Regions from separate parts of the Mus musculus genome. Here region 1 is linked to region 2. A link is a contact called in ENCODE Hi-C or POLR2A ChIA-PET data. All regions are on one chromosome and are shown on one strand. Each heading gives the region's core, a stretch centred on a gene start or an enhancer-like site at or near the end of the contact. The rest is flanking DNA. Distances are from core to core; before and after follow the strand shown.

Region 1 (2,700 bases), core at 10-2,509, 150 kb after region 2:
ATCTAGTTTGCAAAAGAACACACACACACACACACACACATACACAGATAAAATGTAGTTGTCAGAATGCGTGTGCTAACTTACAGTGGGGAAACATCTTACCTAATTATAGAGGACGGTTCCATTTCCACATCCTCAAAAACAATGTCACATAGCCCTTTCTCTTTAAAAAAAAAAAAAAAAAAAAGTCCAGAAAATAAGACAGTGACAACAATGGGGATCCCGTGCGCTCTCAGATGGGGTGGAGGGTTAAGGAGAAAACTCCACATCCAGCAAGCAGAACAAAGCGACTGCCGGAGCTCTCAAGATGCACCCGGCTTGGGAGGCCCAACTGGTATCCCGACACCTCAGGCTGGTTTCGGGTTTGGGGAGCCATCAAAACAAGAACGCTCGGCGGCTTCCGCCAGCGCGAGGAGGAGGGGACGACTCCGGGCACTGGGCAAGACCCAGAGGCACAGCCGCGGCGGCGGCGGCGGCGGCAGGGCAGGCGGAAGATAGCATGCAGCCCGTGGCCGACTGAGGCCCGGTCGAGCCCGCTGGAGCTGCCCGCAGCCTGGCCTGCCTGCGCAGTAATGGCCGGGGCCGCGCCCGTCACAGTCCGGGCTGCGCCAGCTCGGCCTCCCTCCGCGCGCCCGTCCGGGCCGCGCTGGCCAAGGGCGTCCCCGTCCTACCGGCCCCCGACCCGCCGCCGCCCGCCGCGGACTCCGAGCGCCGCCTCGCAGCCAACGAAGCCGCAGTGCCCCGCCGAGGCCCGCAGCCCACGGCCCCCCGCGCTCCTCACCGGTCCGGCCCGGAGCCCACCTCTCGGCCGCCGCCGCAGCCACCTCGCAGTCTTTTCTCCTCCGCTTCGGAGCCCGCAGCGGACGGGGACGCGCGCGGCCGTCACGTGACCGCCCGGCGCTCAAGGGGCGGGGCCGCGCCGGCGGAAGCCACGCCCCCTCACCGTGATCCCGCGCGCGGCGGCCCTGGCTGGCGGTCCCCACGCTGGCTGCTGCTCTTCTCTGTCCCTTGCTGCGACCGGGCTGCTCCTTGTCCCTGTTCCGGTCCTCCCTCACCCTCTGCGTGGCGCATCTTGTGGCCTCCTGGTTCTGAACTGGTGGAGGTCCATCTAGGTGGCTTGTGGGAGGAAGCTAGACCTTCAGTACCAGGAAGAAGAGCCTTTCCAAAACTCAGCCTTGGGTCAAGTCCTATGTTTCCTTTGGCCGTGCCCTTGGAGAGACTACCGCTTGTTCCTTATACAAAAAAGGCACAAGAAAAGTCACGGCGTGGACTGGATGGTCCCCGAGATGCTCCAATTTATTCACCTCACAAATGGCCAGATATGTAATGGGAGAGGGGGTGTGCTGGGGTGTCTTTTAAACCCTAACAGCATAGGAAGCTAGAAGAAGAAATCGTCCCGCGAATCTAGAATAAATTTCATGGGTTAGTTTTATGGCAAGCATATGGTGTTACACATCAAAATCTAGTCCTTGTTCATTTTAACCGGCACATGATCTTTTTCAGAACAGTTTTCTCTACTTGAAGTTGCACAAAATGGACCAGAGAACCTTTTCACCTTTGAAAGTATTTCCGCATTCTGTAACTGTTTGCATTGTGCTTGCAACAATGTTGCATTTTGAGGTTACATCCACTGTTTGAATTCAGGACTGAAAAATGTACTGTGCACCTATTTATAGGGTTTCAAGGCCACTGATCCAAAGGAAGAGCTCATCTGCTTAACATTAATAGCTGTAAATCCAGAGCATGGGTTCGGGTTATTCATTCAGTTGTTATAGGAAATATTATATGAACTTTTATAGCCTGAAGAGAAAAGGTTGTACATCAATGTACGTTGAAAGGGATAAGACATTGAATAGGTGAGTCGATGTGAGCAAGCATGTGGGTCTATTTCATAGGCTTCAGATGTTAAAATATTCTTAATTTCAAAGGGATCTAGCGGTAGGAGGCTGATTCACCTTACTTGAGGATCTGGGTTCAATCCCTAGTACCATTGAGGGAAGGGGTTGGGGGGATTAAAAATGTTGATGGAAGCTACTGGCTAGCTAGGTTTCAACAGTGCATACCAAACAGTAACAAAGATGTTAGGCCAGAAGATACAGGAATTTGTAGCAAATGGTTACTGTGGCAACTATGGGCTATGGGGGAGGAGGGACACAAATATATGTTCTTGTATGCAGCATTCTCCTGGACCACTGTTAGAAAGTTTAGCCAGCCATTCAGTCCACAGGATCTTCCACACAATTGTGGCTTCTTTAGGGAAACAGGTACACTGTGTGTAAATGTCTCTTGGTATCAGCTATTTCAATACATTTTCTTCTAAGTAATACTATTTTTATAACTTTAATTAATGTACAGATATTGAGAAACATGCCATCTTAGCTTAGTTCCCTATCATGTCATTTTATTTTTAATTCCAGTGGTATACAATATATGTATATAATAGTAGCAAAGTAATAGCAAAATTTTGACCTGTTCTTCAAGATTCAAGTTTGAAGAAACAATAGCAGTAATACCAATACAATATTCTGAGAGGGCTCATCTACTCCCTACAATAATCCAATGTCATCCTTTGCTATTCCCATTTTACAGATCTAACACACAACTGGGGTTTGAATTCAGGTAGAGATTCTATGAAGATTTATTTCTGGGTTAGGAAATTTTCCATAAAGAAAGTCCTGTTTGAGAGAGCAAAAATCAGAC
Region 2 (2,700 bases), core at 81-2,580:
CCCTATAACAATATTCCAGGGTCCCCAAACTGGTTCCAAGTCCTGCTCCTCCTCTCAGAGGTCTTTCTGTGGGCTTTGTCAAGATGTTTTAGCTCTCTAAGCCATGGATATAAGTAAGATCCGGTGAATAAAACTGCAGACAGTTGCTAAGGTGGTAAACTGACACGAAGCTCCACTTGACATCCTTAGCACAGAGCTTTGCTTAAAGCTGCTCCCAGTGAATAACTAGTGTTGCTATTGTAACTATGACGATTGTGGCTGCCCCTGGAAATATGAATCCTAGCTCTCTAAACATAGGGAAGCATTTCTTTCGGTTATTCTGCCTGTATAACGTCCTTCTATGGAAGTAAAGAAGCTGGAGTTGGTGGCTCAAGACCCTAATTCCAGGACATGGAAGACTGAAGCAGGATTGTACTAAATTGAGACCAGTTTGAGAGGCAATATTGAGTTTTAGGCTAGCCTGTTTTGCTAAGCAATGTTATATGCTAATTAATTAGTCAGTTGACTAAATTAGATAAATATATGGTTGCCCTGACCAGTTTACCATTATTAAGCAATTTAGCTCCTTATGGGATGGAGCTTGGAGGTAGGCAAAAAAAAAAAAAAAAAAAAAAACCAACAAAAACCAAAAACATGAAATTATGGCATGCTTCAAATGACACATTGTTATATTGTACAGTCGGAAAACTTTAGCTTGACGATAAGAGCTTATTACTTAAAATTCAGTGTAACTGATTTGCTATATTGGCCCTAAAGACTTTATTGACTAAAGTAAACCACTATTCTCTCTCTCTCTCTCTCTCTCTCTCTCTCTCTCTCTCTCTCTCTCTCTCCCTCTCTCTCTATATATATATATGCCCCATTTCTATTTTGCATAAAGGCAAACATTCAATATGTTTCAACATACATTTTGACTCATGCTTGCTGGTGTGTGTGTGTGTGTGTGTGTGTGTGTGTGTGTGTGTGTGTGTGTGTGTGTATTTCTTTTTTTTTTTCTCACACATTTCCACTTCATCCCTGGCCAGACTAACAAAGACACTGAAACTGCATCTCACTGTAGAGAGAGAGGGAAAGAGAGGGGATGGAGGAAGAGGATGGTTCTTGCTCCTAAAAAAAGAGTCTACTTTCCAAATAAAAGAAATCTAAATTGTCATCATGTGCTGCTAGCAAGCAGATCTCTCCTGGCAAGTTTGAAAATGCTAGGCTCCATTATAAAAGTTAAAAATGTCCTGGACCTGGAGTTGTTTACCCAGAGGATATAACTGCTCTAAAGTTACAGAGCTGTGGTTGGAAGCAGCAGCCTTAAGGCCGCCTCCAAGTCCCTGACGTCATAGTAGCCCAGCTGCTGTTGTGACACTGAGCAGAGTAGCTCTTTGAAGTTCAATTTGCAAAGGCGTTTGTCAGGACCACTGTGGAAGATGAATGGATTTTGTTTTATAAAAGAACCACTGAGACTGTTCTTTAAGACAACTAGCTCTCTGCCCCACCTCTGCCATTGCTAGACTGGCCACACAGAGCCTGACCTGCTGCAGGACGACCCCCAAGTGTAAGAAGGTATGTTTCTTCTTGGCAAACTTGAACGAGCAAACTGGGTAGAGCAGGATACTGCTTCTGAATCTTAGATTAAAGATGAGATTTAAGTAAGTGTGTTTTCAGCATCTCCTGACCTGGCTGTGCTTGTGGCTGGGCCTCCGAACAGTGGGCAGGGTACATAAGGGATTCAACTGCCTTGGAGAAGGGGCTGTTCAACTGCTAAGGGTGGATTTCTAAAGCTTGGACTGACAGCAACATCCTCATCCTGAGACTGTTTCTCATTCATTCTCAGCAGTTCAGAAAAACGTTGCTCAGTGTAAGTTTCTATTAACTATTTATTAGAATGCAGTCTGTGGTGGGATGAAGTTATTTTTAATATCTGTGATATAAAATTTACAACCTGTGAGTTCTCTGTTATTTGAAATTTGTAATTTAAAAAAAAATGTAGTTTTATTCAAAACTACTATTACACTCCAGGAGGAGTATTTTTCATAATGTGAGTTAAAAGACACTGGTGTTTGTTTCCTGCAAACCAAGAGTTGTTTTTAATCAAAGCTTGTATCTTATTGGTTAAGGGAACTAAAACTAATGCGCATGTGGCTTAAATTGAGACTATGAGGAGATCCAAGAATAAAGATGGTGACCCGATGAGAAAACAAGATTGGCTTCTTTGGAATTCTTTGTGCTGCATTTCTTTGACCTTGCTAGAAAACAAGGAGCAGGCAGAAAGAGCAATGAACAGCAGTGAATTTTTTTTTCATTTTAATCTTCTAATAAAACCGAATGGGAGGTCTCTGGATAGATGCATTTGCTGATGAACAGCACATGAGCAATAGGATTCCTTAATTGCTTAAAATGGTTCCAGTGGTGGAAAATAACCTGGAAAGTAAGGGAGGGAATTACTTTGAAGATAGGTGACACAGTACTTTGAGGTATAGGCACAGAAGTTCCTAATCCCACAAAATTCATTGGGAGCAACTTATTGCCAGGCCAAATGATTTCCTCTAAGAATTGTGAAGTTGGAAGTATTTGCTGTCTCTGACATTCCTTCTGCAGTGTGCATCCTCATGTTTGTAAAGGACTTGAAATATAAGAAATGCAATATGCGCCAGGCAGTGGTGGCGCATGCCTTTAATCCCAGCACTCTGGAGGCAGAGGCAGGCGGAT

Evidence for each region. A loop is a pair of places that touch in the nucleus more often than their neighbours do. ChIA-PET counts read pairs that join two places held with the same protein, here RNA polymerase II (POLR2A).
Region 1: a map of gastrocnemius shows a loop between it and region 2 (4-fold over the local background). The contact joins the promoter of Rnf146 here to the promoter of 9330159F19Rik in region 2. A Hi-C loop is called at or near these places in 1 of 37 maps with a recorded cell type or tissue (gastrocnemius). POLR2A ChIA-PET finds 5 or more read pairs at or near these places in 1 of 5 experiments (embryonic stem cell).

Annotation. Positions count from the first base shown.
Region 1 is chr10:29,361,183-29,363,882 of GRCm38, forward strand. It overlaps Rnf146 (ring finger protein 146), which reads right to left and starts at 1,260. Exons shown (of 4, transcript NM_001110197.1): 1 at 782-1,260; 2 at 103-163. Gm30698 reads left to right here and starts at 214. Exons shown (of 2, transcript XM_030245425.1): 1 at 214-487; 2 at 522-1,441. The coding sequence starts at 214. The coding sequence ends at 1,327.
Region 2 is chr10:29,210,313-29,213,012 of GRCm38, forward strand. It overlaps 9330159F19Rik (RIKEN cDNA 9330159F19 gene), which reads left to right and starts at 1,331. Exons shown (of 6, transcript NM_001162537.2): 1 at 1,331-1,554.